Linked DNA regions of Homo sapiens: region 2 is linked to region 1. Evidence: read pairs that join two places in POLR2A ChIA-PET (ENCODE). Cell type or tissue: OCI-LY7. All regions are shown on one strand. Links, peaks and the distances in the headings refer to the core of each region. The heading gives the core; the rest is flanking DNA.

Region 1 (4,393 bases), core at 243-4,242:
ATTGCTTGATCAATTGTTTCTTTTGTTCTTCTTTTTCCTCACCCTGTCTTATAGGCTGATTGTTTGATCAATTGTACACATTATCTCTTGTCTTTTGGCTGTGATACATCAGAATTTAGCTCACTGATACCAGCATTCCCCTCATTGTGGTATATCTCTCTATTTTAGTTCTCCTCTTGGTTACCAATGAAACTTTAAATAACATGCGATTCCTGTCTTCTTAGCTCCTCCCACTATTTCCTGGATCCTCTTATGTAAGATGATGATAACTCCATAGGTCCAGCTGGGCCAGCAGGGCCTGGGCCTGGCCCATCACAGAGCAAGCAATGCAGAGTTCATCAAGTTTGTGCTCTTAGGCCGGGCACGGTGGCTCACACCTGTAATCCCAGCACTTTTGGAGGCCTAGGTGGGCGGATCACTTGAGGTCAGGAGTTCAAGGCCAGCCTGGCCAACATGGTGAAAACACATCTCTACTAAAAATAAAAAATTAGCTGTGCGTGGTGGTGCATGCCTATAATCCTAGCTACTCAGGAGGCTGAGCAGGAGAATTGCTTGAACTCAGGAGGCCGAAGTTGCAATAAGCCAAGATCACGCCACTGCACCTCAGCCTGGGCAACGGAGCAAAACTCCATCTCAAAAAAAAAAAAAAAAAACAAAAGCCAAGAATACTAGGTAGCTCACAGAATAAAAAACAAAGGAAAAGTTGAGTAACCAGAACTCAGAAAAGATAGAATTCAGGGCCACTCAGAGACCCTCAAGAATCTTATTTTGGGGGCACTGACATCACCTTCGTCAGGAACACCTTTAGGTCTAGGCAAAACTGAAAGCTGTATTTCTTCTGCATTCCTGCACTTGTTAATATAATACATAATGAATATTTCAGGATAAATACAGCTTTGATTAATAAGAATCTGTTTATAATCTGGCCAGGCACAGTGGCTCACGCCTGTAATCCCAGCACTTTAGGAGGCTGAGGCAGGTGGATCACCTGAGGTCAGGAGTTCAAGACCAGCCTGACCAAGATGGTGAAACCCTGTCTCTACTAAAAATACAAAAAAATTAGCTGCGTGTGGTGGCAGGCTCCTGTAATCCCAACTACTCAGGAGGCTGAGGCAGAAGAATCGCTTGAACCCAGGAGGTGGAGGTTGCAGTGAGCTGAGATCATGCCGTTGTACTCCAGCCTGGGCAACAAGAGTGAAACTCTGTCTCAAAATAAAATAATAATAATAATAATAATAATAATAATAATAATAATCTGCCTAGGGGTCCCTGTGCCAGTCCACCCAGGTTTTCATTCCTGATGACTCGAGGAGTCTTGGTTGGTTGGATTTGTTCACCTGCCCACCTGTTGCGGAAAAGAGAAGGACCTAGTGACTCACAGTCCACCCCACCCAAACCATATGGAATAGGGTAGAGGAAGTCCCCCAAAGAGAATGGGAAGCTGTGGCTGGACAGACAGAAACAAGAGATATCCACTGTATTTATGATGACTAGGTTTAGTGCACATGACAGAGACCTACAGTGGCAATAATTTAAACAAAATTAAAGCTTTTTTTCTCTTGCAGGTAAAAATCCAGAGGTAAGTCATCCAGGCTGGTACATAGCTCTTCTCCATGAAGCCTGGTGCCCCAACCCCTTCTTCATGGGCCAAGATGGAGCTCTAGTCAGCACATCTAAGTCCCAAGAACAGGATGGAGAAACAGAGCTAGAAGAGGACAAAGAGGCTAGGTGCGGTGGCTCACACCTTTAATCCCAGCACTTTGGGAGGCCAAGGTGGGAGGATCATGAGGTCAGGAGATAGAGACCATCTTGGCCAACATGGTAAAACCCCGTCTCTACTAAAAATACAAGAAATTAGCCAGGCATAGTGGTGCATGCCTGTAGTCCCAGCTACTTGAGAGGCTGAGGCAGGGGAATTGCTTGAACCTAGGAGGCGGAGATTGCAGTTAGCCGAGATCCTGCCACTGCACTCCAGGCTGACAACAGAGTGAGACTCCATCTCATAAAAAAAAAAAAAAAAAAAAAAAAGTGGGGACAAAGAGAGGGTGCTAAGTGTTTTCTTCTGGATGATTCTAGGAAGCCATTGTGCTTCTTCTCACATCCCATTGGCCAGACATAGTCACATGACCATTCCAAGCTGCAGTGCAGGCTGGGAAATAGAGGCTCTGCTAAAAATTCTACTATCACTAAAGAAGAGAAGAGTGGGTCTTAGAGGACAATGGTCAGGTCCTGCCGTATCTACCATGTACATCTGGTGGATCTCACGACTCACACGCATATATCTTCCCATACATTTAATATTTTTAAATGCTCCTACCCCACCATAATTCAATCATTCTAATGTCACACAAAACCAATAACACACTTCCTCCTCAAAAGAGACAACTAGAGTCACACACAGGTACTGTAATAGCTCCAAGTCCAGGAACTCTGGGAAACATCCTTTCTTCAGTCTCACCTCAATATTTTGCAATCTGTGGACGAAACAGAAGTCTTTTTTCTTTTTCTTTTTCTTTTTTTTTTTTTTTGACAGAGTCTTGCTCTGTCACCCAGGCTGGAGTGCAGTGGCTCGATCTCTGCTCACTGCAACCTCTGCCTCCCGGGTTCAAGCAATTCTCCTGCCTCAGCCTCCTGAGTAGCTGGGACTACAGGCATGTGCCACCATGCCCAGCTAATTTTTTGTATTTTTAGTAGAGACAGGGTTTTACCATGTTGGCTAGGCTTGTCTTGAGCTCCTGACTGCGGGTAATCCACCCACCTCGGCCTCCCAAAGTGCTGGGATTATAGTCTTGAGCCATTGCTCCCGGCTCCAATAGAAGTTTAATCAGCACCTGCTCACCCTGTATATGATAATGAGAAAACGGACAGAAAATCTTCTTACATTTATTTTTAATTTTCATAATCTTTATTACAGATGGGGTCTTGTCATGTTGCCCAGGCTGGTCTCAAACTCCTGGTCTCAAGCGCCCCTCCCGCCTCAGCCTCCCAAAGTACTGGGACTACAGGTGTAAGTGACTGCACCCAGTTTAGAAACATTTTTAAATAATAGTATGACCCAGGCCAGGCATGGTGGCTCACGCTTGTAATCCCAGCACTTTGGGAGGCCGAGGCAGGCAGATCACGAGGTCAGGAGATTGACACCATCCTGGCTAACACGGCGAAACCCCGTCTCTACTAAAAATACAAAAAATTAGCCGGGCGTGGTGGCAGGCGCCTGTAGTCCCAGCTACTGGGGAGACTGAGGCAGGAGAATGGTGTGAATCCAGGAGGCGGAGTTTGCAGTGAGCCGAGATCGTGCCACTTCACTCCAGCTTGGGTGATAGAGTGAGACTCCGTCTCAAAAAAAAATAAATAAAAAATAAAAATAAATAAATAAATTATGGACAATTTCAAATGTATGCAAAAATGGACAGAATAGTAGTGAATCTCCATGTATATGTCATCTGATTTAACAATTATCAATTTATGGGTAATCTTGGGTCATCTGTACCCACTCTCCTACATTGTCATTACTTGGAAGTAAGTTCCATATATCATACAGAACAGCTATAAACATTTCAATATGTATTTCTTTTTTGGGACGGAGTCTCGCTCTTTCGCCAGGCTGGAGTGCAGTGGCGCTATCTTGGCTCGCTGCAACCTCCGCCTCCCGGGTTCAAGCGATTCTCCTGCCTCAGCCTCCCGAGTAGTTGGGACTACAGGCATGTGCCATCGCGTCCAGCTAATTTTTGTATTTTTAGTAGAGACGGAGTTTCATTCTGTTGGCCACGATGGTCTCAATCTCCTGACCTCATGATTTGCCAGCCTCGGCCTCCCAAAGTACTAGGATTACAGGCAGGTGCCTGGCTTCAGTATGTATTTCTAAAAGAGAAACTATTTTTACAAACTTAACTGTAATTCCATTATTGCACCAAAAAAAAAAAAAAAATTATTCCAGGCCAGGGGCGGTGGCTCACGCCTGTAATCCCAGCATTCTGGGAGGCCAAGGTGGGCAGATCACGAGGTCAAGAGATCGAGACCATCCTGGCCAAATGGTGAAACCCCGTCTCTATTAAAAATACAAAAATTAGCTGGGCGTGGTGGTGTGTGCCTGTAATCCCAGCTACTTGGGACGCTGAGGCAGGAGAACTGCTTGAATCCAGGATGCGGAGGTTGCAGTGAGCCAAGATCGTGCCACTGCCCTCCAGCCTGGTAACACAGCGAGAGACTTCGTCTCAAAAATAAATAAATAAATAAATAAATAAATAAATAAATAAAATTCCGTAAAATCATCAAATTCCAATTTTTGCCAATTCTCCTCCCTGCTTTTATTCACAGTTGACTTTCCTTTGTTTTGTTTTGAGACAAGATTTTGTTCTGTCACCCAGGCTGGAGTGCAATGGCACAATCTCAG
Region 2 (4,393 bases), core at 281-4,280, 270 kb after region 1:
TTATATATGTTATATATATAATATATATAGTATATAATATATATATAGTTAGTTTTGTTTTTTTGTTTATTTGAGACAGAGTCTCACTCTGTCGCCCAGGCTAGAGTGCAGTGGCATGATCCCAGCTCACTGCAACCTCCGCCTCCTAGGCTCAAGCAATTCTCCTGCCTCAGTCTCCTGAGTAGCTGGGATTACAGGCATGCACAACCGTGCCCAACTAATTTTTGTATTTTTAGGAGAGATGGGGTTTCACCATGTTAGCCAGGTTGGTCTCAAACTCCTGACCTCAGTTGATCCACCTGCCTTGGCCTCCCAAAGTGCCGGGATTAGAGGTGTGAGCCACTGTGCCTGGCATATATATAAATATAAACCTATATAATATATATAAATATAAACCTATATAATATATATAAAGAAATATATATAAATATATATATAAATATATATATAAAGAAATATATATATATATTTCTTTTTTTTTTTTTTGAGACAGAGTTTCAATATTGTTGCCCAGGCTGGTGTGCAATGGCGTGATCTCGGTTCACTGCAACCTCAGCCTCCTGGGTTCAAGCAATTCTCCTTCCTCAGCCTCCCGAGTAGCTGGGATTACAGGCATGCGCCACCATGCCTGTCTAATTTTGTGTTTTTAGTAGAGGCGGGGGTTTCTCCATGTTGGTCAGACTGGTCTCGAACTCCCGATCTCAGGTGATCTGCCCACCTTGACCTCCCAAAGTGCTGGGATTACAGGCGTGAGCCACTGCGCCTGGCCCTATATATATATCTTTTGAGACAGAGTCTTGCTCTGTCGCCCAGGCTGGAGTGCAGTGAGGTGATCTTGGCTCGCTGCAGCCTCCACCTCCCGGGTTCAAGCCACATTGGCGCCTCCTGCGCCCAGCCACAGCAAGCCATATTTCATCAGACACTTGAGGGATGAGTATCAGAAAGTCAGGTGAAGAGGCTGGGCGCGGTAGCTCACACCTGTAATCCCAGCACTTTGGGAGGCCAAGGTGGGCAGATCACGAGGTCAGGAGTTTGAGAACAGCCTGACCAACATGGTGAAACCCCATCTCTACTAAATACAAAAAAATTAGCCAGGCGTGGTGGTGCATGCCTGTAATCCCAGCTACTCAGGAGGCTGAGGAAGGAGAATTGTTTGAACCCGGGAGGCGAAGGTTGCAGTGAGCCGAGATCGCACCCTTGCACTCCAGCCTGGGAGACAGGGTGAGACTCCATCTCAAAAAAAAAAAAAAGAGAAAGTCAGGTGAAGCAGGGACGGGGTCCAGGGTCAGAAGAGTGTTCTGGGTGGAAGGAACAGAAGCTATATGTATTACGTTTTTAAAATTTTCTGTATTTATGATGCTTTGACATCTTACAAAGCTTGCTGGCCTGAAAGAAACTCCCCCTCCCAGGGGTAGCCAATCCTCAGGACACCAAAGAGCTCAACCAGGAGGATGTCTTTAGTCCCAGCACTTTGGGAGGCCAAGGTGGGTGTATCACCTAAGATCAGGAGTTCAAGATGAACCTGGCCAACATGGTGAAACCCTGTCTCTACTAAAAATACAAAAAAAAAAAAAATTAGCCAGGCGTGGTGTCGGGCGCCTGTAGTCCCAGCTACTCGGGAGGCTGAGGCAGGAGAATGGCGTGAACCTGGGAGGTGGCGGTTGCAGTGAACAGAGATCGCACCACTTCACTCCAGCCTGGGCAACAAAGTGAAACTCCATTTCAAAAAGATAAATATAAATAAATAAATAAATAAATAAATATAGAAAAGAAACCCCAGTGCAGGCTCTGGCTCAGGCTTCTGCCACCTGACCAAACCTGGCACTCCCCTATGGCCCTTCATGGCATTTGGTGAGACCCCTCCCTGGACCTGTGAGTATACCTACATGTTCCTTCCAATCTTGGTTCCCGCCGTCCCCTCCTGCGGGTGCACTGATTGTCCCATACCACGTCCATCATCTCTATGCTTGGAACACTTCAGGCTTCAAGCAGGAGGTCTGAGGAAGAACAGGAGAGAAGGAGAGCAAAATGTCGAACTCACCTTGATGAGTTGGTGGAAAGAGAAAATTATAAATTCTCAGAAGAAATCTTTCTGTTTAGGGAGATTCTAATGGTGAAAGATCGATGATGAGACGCTATCACTGGTGTAGTGACGTCAATCGGGGTTGGCAGGATGAGTTAGCCTCCTAGGAGCAAAGAAGGATTGTCAATAAGAGTAATAAGAGTAGGAGGCCATGCACGGTGGCTCATGCCTGTAATCCCAGCACTTTGGGAGACCAAGGCGGGTGATCACCTGAACTCAGGAGTTCCAGACCAGCCTGGCCAATGTGGTGAAACCCCGTCTCTACTAAAAATATATAAAAATTAGCTGGGCATGGTGGCGGGTGCCTTTAATCCCAGCTACTTGGGAGGCTGAGGCAGGAGAATCTCTTGAACCTGGGAGGCAGAGGTTGCAGTGAGCCGAGATTGCACCACTGCAGTCCAGCCTAGGGTGACAGATCAAGACTCCGTCGCAAAAAGAAAAAAAAAAGTAATGTGAGTAGGGTTTTTAAAATTTTTATGTTTTAGAGACAGGGTCTCACTCTGTTGCCCAGGCTGGAGTGCACTGGAGCAATCATAGCTCAGTACCCGGCTAGTTTTTAAATACTTCGTAGAGACAAAGTCTTGCTATATTGCCCAGGTGGGTCTCGAACTCCTGGCCTCAAGCAATCCTCCTGCCTTGGCCTCCCAAAGTGCTGGCATTACAGGTATGAGCCACCATGCCTGTCCTAGAGTTGATATTAATAGCAGGTAACCGTTGAGAGGTACTATGTCCCAGGTCCCTCTCCTAAATGATTTAGATATGTTAACTCATTTACTGTTTGCAACACGACTACAAAGCAGATAAAATTAGTACTTCCATTTTACAGATTAGAGGTTAAGTATGTTATTCACTGTCTTATAATTAGTATCAAACATATGTTCCTCTGGGGACTGGGGACAGAGGGACTTTCTAGGCAGATGGGACAACATATGCAAAAACGAGAATAAAAGGGAATAAAGGAGGCAAGACGAGGGTATAGCTTATCTCAAATAGTTGTTGGAGAAGATTCACACTCTCGCTGAAAAATATCTCAACTTCGTATAATGAAAGAGAGTTAAAGAAGTGTGAGGCGGGGCAGGGAGCTAATTCCTGTAATCCCAGCACTTTGGGAGGCCGAAGCGGGTGGATTGCTTCAGTCCAGGAGTTCAAGATCAGCCTGGGCAACATGGCAAGACCCCATCTCTACAAAAAATTTTAAAATGAGACAGGCGCAGTGGCATCCACATGTAGTCCCAGCTACTCAGGAGGCTGAGGTGGGAGGATCACTTGTGCCCAGCAGTTTGAGGCTACAGTGAGCTATGATCACACTCCAGTCTGGACAACAGAGTGAGACTTAGTCTCAAAAAAAAAAAAAAAAAAAAAAGAAGCGCTTAGGCCAGGTGCGGTGGCTCACGTCTGTAATCCCAGCACTTTGGTAGGCCAAGGCGGGCAGATCACCTGAGGTCAGGAGTTCCAGACCAGCCTGGCCAACATGGTGAACGCCTTCTCTACTAAAATTACGAAAATTAGCTGGGCGTGATGGCACACCCCTGTTATCCCAGCTACTCGGGAGGCTGAGGCAGGAGAATCGCTTGAACATGGGAGGCAGAGGTTGCAGTGGGCTGAGATCGCACCACTGCACTCCAGCCTGGGTGACAGAGTGACACTCTGTCTCAAAAGAAAAAAAAAAGTGTGGTGGCTGGAGGCGGTGGCTCACATCTGTAATCCCAGCTCTTTGGGAGGCTGAAGCAGGCAAATCACCCGAAGTCAGGAGTTCGAGACAAGCCTGGCCAACATGGTGAAACCCCGTCTCTACTAAAAATACAAAAAATTTAGCCAGGTATGGTGGCAGACGCCTGTAATTCCAGCTACTCGGGAGGCTGAGGTAGGAGAATTGCTTGAACTGGGAGACAGAGGTCACAGTGAGCTGAGACCGCGCCATTGCATTCCAGCCTGGGCGACAAGAGCGAAACTCCATCTCAAAAAGAAAGGAAAGGAAAAAGGAAAAGGAAAAGGAAAGGAAAGGAAAGGGGAAAGGGAAGGGGGAAGGGAAGGGGGAAGGGAAGGAGGAAAGGAAAAGGCTGATGTAGCTCATGCTTGTAATCCCAGAACTTTGGGAGGTTGAGGGGGGTGGATCACCTGAGGTCAGGAGTTTGAAACCAGCATGGCCAACATGGTGAAAACTAGTCTCTACTAAAAATACAAAAATTAGCCCGGCTAGGCTGGGCGCGGTGGCTCACGCCTGTAATCTCAGCATTTTGGGAGGCCGAGGTGGGCGGATCATGATGTCAGGAGATCGAGACCATCCTGGCTAACACGGTGAAATCCTAT

What was found. ChIA-PET counts read pairs that join two places held together with the same protein. Peaks named below come from ENCODE experiments on the same cell type or tissue, not always from the same donor. Only the 100,000 strongest peaks of a DNase experiment are listed, where the experiment ranks them.
Region 2: POLR2A ChIA-PET joins it to region 1 with 5 read pairs; 5 of 35 experiments call an interaction of 5 or more read pairs at or near these places.

Annotation. Positions count from the first base shown.
Region 1 is chr7:6,356,955-6,361,347 of GRCh38, reverse strand. No RefSeq gene overlaps it. Among named protein-coding and RNA genes, the nearest start is that of SMIM10L3, 10 kb to the right of the region's middle. In OCI-LY7, for the core only: no CTCF peak of the experiment used is centred there; a DNase peak (open chromatin) is centred at 2,127.
Region 2 is chr7:6,086,394-6,090,786 of GRCh38, reverse strand. It overlaps a transcript of USP42 not described here. Among named protein-coding and RNA genes, the nearest start is that of USP42, 16 kb to the left of the region's middle. In OCI-LY7, for the core only: no CTCF peak of the experiment used is centred there; no DNase peak of the experiment used is centred there.